Linked DNA regions of Homo sapiens: all the other regions are linked to region 1. A link is a contact called in ENCODE Hi-C data. All regions are on one chromosome and are shown on one strand. The core of a region is the stretch at or near the end of the contact, and the rest is flanking DNA. Distances in the headings are between cores, read along the strand shown.

Region 1 (3,202 bases), core at 293-2,792:
AGGGCAGAGGAGTGACCGCTGGAAAAGAAGAGCCCAGATGAAGTGCAGTCACCTACCTGAGGCCGGGCTCCCCTGGAAGTCCCCATGAAGTAAGTCTAGGAAGAAACCACCAGAGGGCCCCTAGATACCCAGTGGGGAGGGAAAGGGCAGTGCGGCTCGTCTTCATGGAGCGATTGCTACAGTGCTGGGATTTCATCACGCCTGCTAGCTTCATTAGTTACTATTCCCATGAAAAAGTAACACAGTAATGCAACATTTTATTTTATTTTATTTTGTTAATTTTTTTTTTGGACGGAATCTTTCTGTGTTGCCCAGGCTGGAGTGCAGTGGCAAGATCTCGGCTCACTGCAACCTCCACCTCCCAGGTTCAAATAATTATCCTGCCTCAGCCTCCCCAGTAGCTGGGATTACAGGCACCCGCCACCATACCTGACCAATTTTTGTATTTTTAGTAGAGACGGGGTTTCACCAGGTTGGCCAGGCTGATCTTGAACCCCTGACCTCAGATGATCTGCCCGCCTTGCCCTCCAAAAGTGCTGAGATTACAGGCGTGAGGCACCATGCCCGGCCTTAATGCAACATTTTAAAAATCAAAATTCATGCTAAATATTCCATTGTGAGCAAAATATCCACATTTTAAATCAAGCCATGGTCAGATCCTGTAACTGCAACACTCTGAGAGTTGTACAAGCGTTGGGCACGATGGGAAACTAAATTTTGGCAAATTCCATTCAACCTATAAAGTTGTCACCAAAGAAAAGGAAAAGTACTCACTTGCGGAATGTTCCAGACAGCTCCCAGGCACACTGCACTGCCAGAGATGGGGGATCTGCTCCCCGAGGACTGGGGCTTTTCCAATGAAGGCCATTTTCCAGTTTCGTCTAAAAGCACAGAAGGACTTCGTGAAATGTTTGGCTTCTTCCTAAGGGAAGGAGGTGCCTACAGCGTTGCCATCACTGCTGCTGGCCACAGGAAGATGCGTACATATCGTCCCGCCCTAAGATCGTGTTTTGAAAGTGGGCGACTTTGGAAATTAACTGAGGCTGTAACCGCAGAGCTGACGGGATGGGGGAGCTGCTCTGATGAGTCTCCAGAGCGGCCCGGTGACCGCAGGAGCTCTGAGTCATCAAAGACCGGGGCCAGGGAGCCTGGAAGAGGAAGGGCCCGCTGCTCCCGGGCCACGCCGGGACACATGAGTTAGGGGCAAAATTTAATGCCGCAACAAAGCGACTCATTTTTTTGGAACTGAGGCTGTTCCAGAACTTCTTACTCACTCTCGGCGCCGCCCCCGCGCTTCCAGGCCCCGGACCCGCCGCAAACACCGCTGGGCTTGGACTCAAACCGCGGTCCGGTCCCACCCGGTCTGGTCCAGTCCCGTTGGAGGCGGCGGTTGGGCTCAGCGCCAGGCGCGCGCCCTCTGCTGGCCGTTGGGAAGCGGCGAGGGAAGCGCTGAGCTCGCGGCCGAGCGGTGGTCGCTCGCCCCCTCGCGGGCTCTCCCGGAATCGCTGACATTCTCCGTCCCTTGCTCTCTGCTCCTGGCTGGGGATGCTCCATTTACATGGATTGGAATAGACCTAAGCACCACAATTACAAAATCAGTTATACGGTAATCAAAGCCTCAAAACACCAGGTAACCCATGTTCTAAATCACTGTTTGGGAGACAGCCAAACAGGTGAGTCACCTGATGAGAAATACCTGCCCCAACCTCTTACATGAAAGAAAAATTTGTAATACAATCAAGCTACTGGTCACTGTTTATTTTTATAATACCTACCAGTTTTAACAAAATACCATTCTGAAGAAAGTGTCACAAGATAAGTTCAAACAGAAGAACAGCAAATGCCATTTTATATCATTGTAATAGATCAAAGAATATTACAAATAATATTCATTCAAGGAATACAAATTTTCTTCTCTCTAAACATTTTTGTAACTCATAATGTACAAGATATTGTCAAAATAATTCCATGATTTTGGTACTAATATTTGCCAACCGGGGCAAAAGAGTTGCGATTTCTTTTTGAGCTGGGCAAACCATCTGTATAATTGATTAGAAAGAGCCACAAGTTTAACTTCCTCTACAGTTTTCCTGTGGGAAACGTCACATGAAGGGAAATAAAACCATATTTTCATGTAATGTAATTTTTTTTAAGATGGGGTCTTGTTATGTTACCCAGGCTGGTCTCTAACTTTGGCCTCAAGGGATCCTTCCCCCTCAGCCTCTCACCTCTCTCACCTCCAGCCTCCCAAATGCTAGGATTACAGGCGTGATACATCGCGCCTGGTGGAAGAAGAGCACTTCAATTTCACCCCTAAAAACCTCCCAGGCAAAGACTGTATTTCTTTGCCTTCAGATGGGGGCAAATTTTTGGAAGAACCTTTAGACAGCGATTCCCAAACAGGGACAAAGTAGATTTCCTGCTTTCATCTTCCTGATAGTGATCAAGGCTGGAGGGTAGTAGTTTCTCCAGGAGATCTTATCTCACGCACCACCATGGCCCTCCATGTCCAGCTGGTTGAAGCCTGCAGAATGTGGTGGTGGGAACAGGAGTCTTGGGTCTTCTGGATTTTGAGACTATGTCCTGTTTCCCAAGAGAACTAGGAGCAGGTCTTTGTATTCAGGCCTGACTAAGAGGAGATACTATTCAGATATCTACTATTCAGGTATCTCAAATGCATGAAGATGTCCTTACTTTTAAGCCATGGCTCCAAGGCGTATCCCAGGAAAGGGAGCAGGCAAGGCTGGAGCAGAGCGTCCCCAGCCAGGAGCAGAGAGCAAGGGACGGAGAATGTCAGCGATTCCGGGAGAGCCCGCGAGGGGGCGAGCGACCACCGCTCGGCCGCGAGCTCAGCGCTTCCCTCGCCGCTTCCCAACGGCCAGCAGAGGGCGCGCGCCTGGCGCTGAGCCCAACCGCCGCCTCCAACGGGACTGGACCAGACCGGGTGGGACCGGACCGCGGTTTGAGTCCAAGCCCAGCGGTGTTTGCGGCGGGTCCGGGGCCTGGAAGCGCGGGGGCGGCGCCGAGAGTGAGTAAGAAGTTCTGGAACAGCCTCAGTTCCAAAAAAATGAGTCGCTTTGTTGCGGCATTAAATTTTGCCCCTAACTCATGTGTCCCGGCGTGGCCCGGGAGCAGCGGGCCCTTCCTCTTCCAGGCTCCCTGGCCCCGGTCTTTGATGACTCAGAGCTCCTGCGGTCACCGG
Region 2 (3,202 bases), core at 201-2,700, 480 kb before region 1:
ATTAAGTCAGGATTCTGAAGTTCAAAGGAGACCTGAGATGGTCAGCAGTGTATAAAATAAATCATTACACAGGCCTGAGTGCACCTCTCTTGCCTTATAGCTTTCCATGGCTCCCTAGTGCCCTCGGGATAACATTCAAACTCCGTAACACGACTGGATCTACCATCTTAGGATCAGGGCAGAAAGTTCCATTCAGTTATTCCTTCAGTTATCTCTCCAGCCTGGCCCCTACTTCAGCAACCTCCTCAACTCTGCCTTCCAACCAACAGAAGGTCTTCATCTCCATGTGCAATTCCTTCCTCGGGGGATGCTTTTGTGAGTCTCCCACCTGCATGGATGGATGGATGGATGGATGGATGGATGGATGGATGGATGGATATGTGGATAGGTGGATGGATAGATGAGTGGATGGATGGATGGATGGATGAATATATGGGTGGGTGGGTGGATAGATGGATGGATGGGTGGATGGATGGATGAGTGGATGGATATATGAATGCATGGGTGAATAGATGGATGGGTGGGTGGGTGGGTGGATGGTAGATGAATGCATGGGTGAATAGATGGATGGGTGGGTGGGTGGGTGGATGGATGAAGGAGTGGATGAGTGGATGGATGGATGAATTACACCTTCATTTAGCTCATACTATAGGCCAGACCCTGGATGGGGCATAATTCAGATACTATCTCATTAAACCTCACAATAAACCTATAAAGTAAATAGAGGCTCAGAGAATTTAAGTCACTTCCCCAAGGAGACCCAGCATGTAAGTGACAGAGCTGGAATCTGCCTCAATTCAAGGCCTGTGTTTCTCCACCAGAGGATGCTGCTACTCAAAAATGCAAGGTCAGAACACATTTTAATGTTTCCTGTGAAAGACTCGGGAAGTGCTGCCTCCTTCCTGAGAATGCTGCCCCACCAGAGTTGTAAACATACATGTGTGTACGTGCACACAGAGGCACACACCGTATGGTGTGTGATTTCAGAGCAAGTGTTTGGAACCAGACCTGGATATAAATCCTGCTTTCACCAACTTTGGGTAAGTTTCCTAGCCTCTCGGCTTCCATTTTTTTAGCTATGGCTTAGGCATAGTGACAGCCACTTCACAGGGCTGATGGAAGGTTCACCAGGATAAACTCTGGACCCCAAGGCCCAGTCCTGGCACCCACGCTAACCTCAGTAACCAGTGGTCATTGCCCAGTGAGTGTTACCACTGTCACCATTCAGGGCACCCTTCAGTGCACATACAGGCTGCACTCATGCTGGCCTGGCAAGGCCATGCCCAAGGCCCCCACCCGTGGGAAAGAGCCCTCGGGCCCTGGGCTTCCTCCCATTCTAACCTCAGCTTCCGTACTTTATCGGCTCCACACAATGGGCCTGGGGACCACTCCCACCCAGCCGCCATCCTCAGCCTCTGCGCTGCTGGGAAATGGGCTCTTCCTTCCACTGTGGGGAGGAGAGTGTCTTCAGCAGGGACTGACCCAAGCCTAGCAGCCTGACAGAGGGGCTGGGCAGCTCTGGCCCTAGGAGTCAGCCCCCTGGGCTGCTGGGGAAACCCCAGCACCAAAAAGAGCCTGTGAGCCAAGGAGAAATTGAGGTGAAAAAATCGGGTTCTGATTCCCAGCCCTAGGGACTCACCATAGCTGCAGGGAGGCTTTGGCCTCTGACCTTGGAGGGGGCCAGAGTGGCTCCTCAGACTCTTCCCTCCCCTCCCACAGCTGCATCAATGCCTGCCCAGGGCCTAGTCTGCAAAGGCCCTCCAAAGGGATTCTCCTTTCCATCTTCTCCCCACTGTCTCACTATGTGACCTTGTCCAGCTGAAAAGCAGATGGAGGTGAGTCCAGGACCATACAGCCCTTCCTTCACTCCAGGCAGAATCCCTGGGCCCTGCCCAGCCTCATCCAGCCACCTCCAGGGACTAGGAGCTCACCACCTCTTGGAACAATAATTATAATTCTTACTGTAATTATAACTGTAATTATAGTAATGATTAAGAGTGTAGATTTTTAATTGCCTGGATTTGAAGCTTAGCTCAATCATTTATTAGCTCATTGACCTTAGCTCAGTTACATCCCTCTCTGTGCCTCAGTTTCCTTATTTGTAAAATGCGGGTAATAACCGGACTTCCCTCAAAGGGCTGTGGTGAGGATTATGTAAGTTAACACGGGGACGTGCTCAGCACAGCGCCCAACACACAGCAGTGAGCAAGTACTCTCAGCTAGCATGGGTTTTGCCATTATTTATTGAGCGTTCACTACATGTCAGGTGCCGGGCCAAAGTGTTTTAACATACTTTATCTCATTTAATCTTGGCAACGATTCTAAGAGCTAGTTACTGATATTTCCCCTCAGTGTGCAGCTGAGGAAACAGATGCCCAGGGCAGTTTGATAACTGGCCTGGGCTCTCTGAACTAACAAGTAGCAGAGAACTGTGGTCTGGGTCCAGAGCCCACTAGTGACTGAGCGCTCGTCTGTGAGCAGGGCTCAGCTGGTTTCCCTATTGGTCCTGGTCGGACTTCTGGGGCTCCCTGGCCATCCATGGCTGCCCTCTCCGATCCAGCCCAGGCTGGCAGGCCCCATGGAACCACGTGGAAACAGTGGATTTAAACTCTATACTTACTTGTTTACACATCCGAAATAATTCTTTAGGCTTTTTAAAAATAGGAGGCTTGAAGGTATTATCGTCTTGGAGCTGGAAGGCATTTTTGGGGTCCTCTCGTCTGATCTCTGACCTACGTGGGAGCTTAGTGAAACAGGGCTGGCACCCTCTGTGGACCACCTCTGCCCAGGCCAGTCCCCTGCAGGGGAGGAAGGAAGCAGGGCCAGGGAAGGGCTGCAGCCTGTGGTCTCCTCACTGTCAAAGAATAGCCCATGACCCTCTGTGCTGAGCCAGATAGGCTGGACTAGAATTCAATGGCAGCATCCTGGACCCAAACACAATTATTCTCCGGGGCTTCCTTGACTCCCCAGGAAGAAGGCCTGTGATCTGCTCTGCAGGGCCTCCAGGGAGCAGCCAGGAAGGCAGGGGTCTGGCGGCAGGGGGCACCATGAGACCACTCAACTCAGCACAGGGCGCCACACCCAGGGGATGGCCAGCTGGAGAACCATGGCGGGGAGTGGGGGCAGGGGGCTCTCCCTCTCTGGACTCAGTCAGCCCATCTGTGAGATCACCATGGTCGAGCAGACTATCTCTGAGGTCTGC
Region 3 (3,202 bases), core at 427-2,926, 300 kb before region 1:
TTACTTGTTTTGTTTGGCTAGCACTTTGAATCAATTTTAAATTTGAATCAATTTTAAAATTGAAATAGCCCACAATGTCCTTTTAGGGACCAAAATACTTGACAACACTGAGCCCAATTCCAGTTGAAGAGCAACTGACTAGCGCTGAGCAGCCCTGATGGTTTCAGCCAGGTCTGTTCTATCCAAGCGGAGTTCCCCCACCAGACCTTATGGTCTCTAATTGAAACACTTTCAGTTGCCATTTATCATAGCATTTGCTCTTTTGTTTTAAAATATTTCTCTATAATCAGGCTTCTATCGAAAGCAGGAAAACTACAGGGCGACTTGGGACTGCATGCTTGACGGGAAAAAAAAGCAGCATTAATTCTCAGTGGGAGGCTGGGCGCCGTGGCTCATGCCTGTAATCTCAGCACTTTGCAAGGCCGAGGGAGAATCACTTGAGCCCTGGAGTTCGAGACCAGCCTGGGCAACATGGTGAAACCCTGTCTCTACGAAAAATACAAAAAATTAGCTGGGTGTGATGGAACGCACCTGTAGCCCCAGCTATTTGGGGCTGAGGTGGGAGGACCACCTGAGCCAGGGAGGTCGAGGCTACAGTGAGCCGAGACCGTGCCGCTGCACTCCAGCCTGGGGGACGGAGTGAGACCCTGTCAAGAAATTTTAAAAATTAAAAAATAAATAAAATCAGTGGGAGTGAGAATTTCTACGAACTTAATATAAAAATAACTTAAAAACAACTTAAAACACCATTGCGCCGGGCGCGGTGACTGGCGCCTGTAATCCCTGCACTTTGGGAGACCGAGGCGGGCGGATCACGAGGTCAGGAGATCGAGACCATCTTGGCTAACACGGTGAAACCCTGTCTCTACTAAAAATACAAAAAAATTAGCCGGGCGTGGTGGCGGGCGTCTGTAGTCCCAGCTACTAAGGAGGCTGAGGTAGGAGAATGGCGTGAACCCGGGAGGCGGAGCTTGCAGTGAGCCGAAATCGGCGCCACTGCACTCCAACCTGGGCGACAGAGTGAGACTGTCTCAAAAAAAAAAAAAAAGAAACGCCATTGCAAAACCTTGAGAATGGTTTTAACTGGAAAAAATGTATGATGAACAATTTAACTGAAAAATAAATACAATTTTAACACGGTTTGTTTTTGAAAGCGAATGTGACGTTGCATTCTTCATACAGTGAAAAGGCTGCTTCTCGCCCTTTCGTTACCTGCCCAGTCCGAATTGACTCCTGAGACCTAATCAGGCGCATCTCTATATGGCCAGCATTATCCCTGGGCTGCCTAAATAGTTCGCGTTAAACACAAACAACAACAATAAAATCTAAATAACACTCAGTCTTAGTACCATTATTACAAAAGCGTGAGGGGCGAAAAGATTAAAAATGAACATCAACTTCGGTAGAGATGGAAAAAGACTGCCCACTCCATTCCAGGAAAGAAAAAAGAAAGTGGGAGAATCTGATCACGACGGGCTGAGGTCCTGTGAGAGCAAAGCAGATTCCAAACCGCTTAGGGTTGCTAAATCAAGTGGTAAAACGTGGCCCCTTGCGGCGCGGTGAGATTAACGGACCCGGCGGGCCCAGAGCCTGCCTCGGGTCCTAAAGGGATCCGCCCCGCCGAGTCAGCCACGCCTTCGTCTCCCACGCGCTGCGCCCGGCCGCGCCGTCACCCAGCAGCGGCGCAGGGCACCATGGGAAACGGACGGAAGCTCCATTGAGCCAAATAAGTTGGTGAGAAGGTTCCCGACGCGGCGATGGCGAGAAGCAGAGAAATGGACCTGGGGAGGGGCGTGCGGGGTGCGGTAGGGTTGGATGGAAGCCTTGGCGGGCCAAAACCACTGCGGCTTCAAAATCCGGATGCGCCGGTATTTGAGGCGGAGGCGGGGCTGTGGGGGGAGGAGGGAGGCTATGGCGCTCAGAGCACTGTGGGACACTGTAGGCCACGTGGGGCGGAACGGAAACCTCGCAGGGTCAGACCGTAGCGACGCGGGAAGTCCGGACGCAGTAGCTCCCTGAAGCGGAGGCGAAGGGGAGTTTAAGCCCCAGCGGCGGCAATGGCGGAGAGGCCCGAGGACCTAAACCTGCCCAATGCCGTGATCACCAGGATCATCAAGGAGGCGGTGAGCAGCTCGGGGGGGGCGGACGAACGGGCAGGAGGGAAGCAGGTGCTGGAACGGCAGCTTTGCTCACCCCCGGTCTCCTCGCAGCTCCCGGACGGTGTCAACATCTCCAAGGAGGCCCGGAGCGCCATCTCCCGCGCCGCCAGCGTCTTCGTGCTGTACGCCACATCCTGGTGAGCGGGACAGAGGCATAAGGGAGGCGCGGGGATACCTGGCTGGGAGTTGCTGGCTGGGAGCCTACAAACCCCAACGATTGTGTTCTCCCTCGGTGGGGACATGTTCACAGTCCTCTGCCAGTTTTTACAAGTTCTGAAGCAAAATAACACAACAAAATCACTTTGCTTTAGCTTTTTTGTGCAGAGAAGGGAAGGACTTATCCCTGTCACACCAAAATCCATACATGTAAGAGGCAGGCTTTCCCGTTCCACCTCTGGGTGCTCCTTTTCCCACTCACGCCTTACAAACAAGAGGGAGTCTGACAGCCTTTCTCTTCTCTCAGTGCTAACAACTTTGCAATGAAAGGAAAGCGGAAGACGCTGAATGCCAGTGATGTGCTCTCAGCCATGGAAGAGATGGAGTTCCAGCGGTTCGTTACCCCATTGAAAGAAGCTCTGGAAGGTAACGAGCCTCTTGTCTTCTAAACCACATAGAAGATGGTCATCCTGTGTGACCTGTTCACCAGGCCCTGAGCCTTCTCAGCGCGGGTCCCTTTAAGTCCAGTAAGCCAGCACTTGATGTGACTCGACCCAGTTCGGTGGGCACCACCTCAGATCTGTTTTGTAATGCTGAGCAAGTTATTTTTCCTTCTCTGCCTCCGTTTTTGTTTTTGTCTTGCTTTTCTTGTTTTTGTTTTTTTTTTTTTTTTTTTGAGACGGAGTCTTGCTCTGTCACCCAAGCTGGAGTGCAGTGATGGGATCTCAGCTCACCGCAGTCTCCTCCTCCTGGGTTCAAGCAATTCTCCTGCCTCAGCCTCCCGAGTAGCTGGGACTACAGGCGCACGCCACCACGTGCGGCTCATTTTTTATTTTTGTAGAGACGGGGTTTCACCATATTGGCCAGGCTGGTCTTGAACTCCTGAC
Region 4 (3,202 bases), core at 496-2,995, 270 kb after region 1:
ATAAAGAACAAATGAGAATAAAAATAAAATACGCACGTAGCCCTGTGGCTTAGGGTAGCCCTCTAGAAGGGCACTTTCCTGCAGGCAGGAAAATGAGTCTGATCTGGTACTGGTGATATCACTAGCTCTGGTTAAATGACTGAGTTCAGGTTACCCCTTTCAACATGCTCCTTTTACATATTCATTCTATGGAAACCAGGACCACCTGCGAGTTAGATGTCCTGGGGCAATGTTGGTAACACTGAAACCACACATTATCCCCTCATTTTAAAATATATTTTTACACAAAATTTGGAAAATTTAAAGGAGGGGGAGAAGTCATACATAATCTCATCACACAGACACAATCAGTGATACATTATTTCTTCCCTTCTGGTCTTTTTCCTTGAATGGCTTCTTTGATGCTTCCCATTTCTCTGTTTCTCTGCCTGCACACCTGTTATTCAGATGGTCTAATCCTCTAATTTTCATATTTTTTTCTCCAATTCTCTTTTGGTTTCTTTTCATATGTGACTTGCTTAACTTTTTCTTCTAACTCTTCTATTAATTTTTTTATTCCTATTATGGTTTTAATTTCCAAGAGCTCTTTGTTCTCTGAATTTTTAAAAATTACTGTTTTATGGCTGTGATATCTTCTCTTTTGGAAAATATTAACATTTTTTTCTGGAAATTTTCTTCCCCATCAGTGTTTCATTCAATAGGTTTTTCTTCTTTGTTTTACTTCTGATATTCATATTCAAATCTTCCCTTACATATCTGGTGACCCTTGTCTGTCCACTCATCCAAGAGGGAAACTCCATGGAAATGGATTGAAAGCTCTCTGCACAGAGGGCTTGTTGACATTCTCCATAGGAGACTCGGCTGGGTCCTTTCATTGAGGGACCACCCTGGTTCTCCATCGCCAGCCAATATCAGTATCTGTGGGTCACTTCTCTTGGCCCGTCCAGATTTTCTAGAAAAGGCTCTTTTCCTCCTTGCATGGAAGATCTAAGGCTGAGAGTCAAGCAGGAGAAGAGTCTCAACATCACTAATCTTTCACTGAACACCCTCAAGTGTGCCTAGAGTCTCTTGCTCCACAGAGGCCCCCTCCAGAGAATCGACCCCCAGTTCTGCCAAAGTGGAGAAGGAAGTGGCCCCTGTGTGAGCAGGGAGGAGAGGATCAGAAGCTAGAATTCTTAAACAGACTCTAGATTTATTCTTCTCTTCAGCTCTACCTCAGTCCCAGAGGGGCGTGGTGCTGCCAACTCTTGACCTTTTTGGAGGGTTCCGCGGTGTAAACCAGGTGGCTTCTCAGTTTTTTCCCCCACAGTCGGTTTCAAAATCAGCTTGAGTCATTTAAAGTACTTATTAACTCTCAATCCGTTCCCAAAATTGTACTGCTATTGCCTCCTTGCCTGTTGCTCTTGTCTGTGGGCTTGTGACTTTTTTCAAAATCGTTTTAGTGTCATTTTGGTGAAGTTTAAATGTGTATTCAGTCTGCCATTACTGGGAATCTCAGAGTTCTCATTTTAATATTTTTCTTATTTTTTTAAAGCCTTTGAAATCAGGCATATTTCACATCCTGCTTCTTCACATTATTTTAGCTGCAAGAAATTAGCCACTCTGTATAATCTCTTTTGTTCAGGAAAGGGGACATTTTTTCCCTGACAAATCAATCTTCCAGAAAACTCTTCATTTCAGTTTTGGAAAGGCACCGGAAATGGCCAACCTAAAGCACCAACTGTTCGCGTTCCCGGAGTTTGACTCATTGGCGCCACCTTGTGGCCCTGTGGGGAAGGGGCGGGCAGGCTGAAGAAACCGCCTGACAATTTAAATTGGCTTTTGAAAAGGACTAACCCGGAATGTTGTAGAAGTTATCTCCAACTGGAAGAAAAACTTTGTCTTTAAGCCAAAACTTATGCATCCACATTTCACACTTGTAATCTCGATCACCAACGATGTCTATATTATTAAATCCAACAGATATATTTTGCCCCCTTCTTAAAACATTTATCTTGGCTTCGTGGAGGCAATCCTCTTCTTCCCTCCTGCCACACCAACCCTTCCTTTGTGGGCTCCTTTGCTACTTGTTCTTTCGTCTTAAGGTGATAGATCAATAAATATTACCATGCCACAGGCGCAGGCCTTCACACTCTACGCACCTCAATCACATCTCCTCATACAATCTCCATCGGTCTCAGAGATTTAAACACCATTCATACACTAATGACTCCCAAATTTCTATTCCCACTCTAGACTAACTCAAAACCAACTGCCATGACATCTCCACTTTAATGATTAGGAGGCATTCTGAATTCCACATGCCCAAAATAGTGGACTCCCAACTGCTCCACCTGTTCCTCCCTGGACCCTCCCCGTCCCAATAAACAGTACTGCGATCCACCCAGCTGCTAAAGCCAAAAACCCCAATTCCTTTCTTATTTTGCATCACTACAGCAGCAAGTGCCATTGGCCCATCATCCAAAATATACCCCAAATCCACCCACGTCTCTACCACTGCAGTCCAGGCTCCACCACCTAGTTTTCTGCCCTTGGCTCCCTGTGACAGCCTTCTGAACGGCCTTCCCAATCACCACTCTCATCCTCTACAATCTAGTCTCCATACTGTAGCACTAGTTGTCTTCTTAAAGTGAAAATCACATCCTGTCATCCCCCTGCATAAAACCAAATGGCTTCTCTTCTAGTCCTTAGAATAAAGTCCAGACTCTTACCAGCCTTTAAGATGGTCTTTAAGACGCTACTGCATTTGGGAGGCCAACGTGGGTGGATCATGAGGTCAGGAGTTCGAGACCAGCCTCACCAACATGGTGAAACCCCGTCTTTACTAAAAATACAAAAATTAGCCGGGCGTGGTGGTGCGCACCTGTAATCCCAGCTACTCAGGAGGCTAAGGCAGGAGAATCGCTTGAAGCGGGAAGTGGAGGTTGCAGTGAGCTGAGATCACGCAGCCTGGGCAACAGAGTGAGACTCTGTCTAAAAAAAAAAAAAAAAAAAGCTACTGCAGGACCAGGCTCCTACCTCTCTTTGACCTCACCGCTTACCACTTACTCCTTTGCTCACCAGGTTCCACTCCCCAGCCTTTCTGATCTGCAAAGACTCTGAGCTCATTTCAGCTTTCGGACTTTGCACTGGCTGCTCCCCTCTGCCTAAAATGCTCCATCCTCCGACCCTTGCGCAGCTCACTCCCATATGTCTTCCAAGT

The links. Hi-C counts contacts between places; a loop is a spot of excess contacts on that map. Pooled maps may share reads with other maps.
Region 2: a loop to region 1 is called in a map of chondrocyte, with 16 times the contacts of the local background. The contact joins the enhancer-like site here to the promoter of FAM225A in region 1. A Hi-C loop is called at or near these places in 1 of 168 maps with a recorded cell type or tissue (chondrocyte), 1 of 37 single-sample maps with no recorded cell type and 8 of 50 pooled maps.
Region 3: a map of mammary epithelial cell shows a loop between it and region 1 (24-fold over the local background). The contact joins the promoter of POLE3 here to the promoter of FAM225A in region 1. A Hi-C loop is called at or near these places in 3 of 168 maps with a recorded cell type or tissue (PC-9, dorsolateral prefrontal cortex and mammary epithelial cell) and 8 of 50 pooled maps.
Region 4: a loop to region 1 is called in a map of endothelial cell of umbilical vein, with 16 times the contacts of the local background. The contact joins the enhancer-like site here to the promoter of FAM225A in region 1. A Hi-C loop is called at or near these places in 5 of 168 maps with a recorded cell type or tissue (CD8-positive, alpha-beta T cell, HCT116, Right ventricle myocardium inferior and 2 more), 13 of 37 single-sample maps with no recorded cell type and 32 of 50 pooled maps.

What each region holds. Positions count from the first base shown.
Region 1 is chr9:113,111,236-113,114,437 of GRCh38, reverse strand. FAM225A (family with sequence similarity 225 member A) reads right to left here and starts at 1,542. Exons shown (of 3, transcript NR_024366.1): 1 at 1,275-1,542; 2 at 775-881; 3 at 1-18. FAM225B (family with sequence similarity 225 member B) reads left to right here and starts at 2,761. Exons shown (of 3, transcript NR_024376.1): 1 at 2,761-3,028.
Region 2 is chr9:113,587,734-113,590,935 of GRCh38, reverse strand. All of the region lies in intron 18 of RGS3 (regulator of G protein signaling 3), which reads right to left. Among named protein-coding and RNA genes, the nearest start is that of RGS3, 130 kb to the right of the region's middle. RefSeq lists enhancers at 968-1,467, 1,468-1,969. Within about 2 kb of position 1,450, at least 14 of the 41 ENCODE cell types and tissues checked have a DNase peak (open chromatin) inside an H3K27ac peak, as active enhancers do.
Region 3 is chr9:113,409,149-113,412,350 of GRCh38, reverse strand. It overlaps POLE3 (DNA polymerase epsilon 3, accessory subunit), which reads left to right and starts at 1,676. Exons shown (of 5, transcript NM_017443.5): 1 at 1,676-1,734; 2 at 1,943-2,123; 3 at 2,211-2,296; 4 at 2,623-2,741. The coding sequence starts at 2,058. C9orf43 (chromosome 9 open reading frame 43) reads right to left here and starts at 1,604. Exons shown (of 14, transcript NM_001278629.2): 1 at 1,350-1,604. RefSeq lists enhancers at 77-976, 1,595-1,784, 2,025-2,304, 1,877-2,776, 1,679-2,878.
Region 4 is chr9:112,843,419-112,846,620 of GRCh38, reverse strand. All of the region lies in intron 6 of SNX30 (sorting nexin family member 30), which reads right to left. Among named protein-coding and RNA genes, the nearest start is that of SLC46A2, 46 kb to the left of the region's middle. RefSeq lists an enhancer at 1-395 and a silencer at 1,727-1,836. Within about 2 kb of position 1,745, at least 3 of the 41 ENCODE cell types and tissues checked have a DNase peak (open chromatin) inside an H3K27ac peak, as active enhancers do.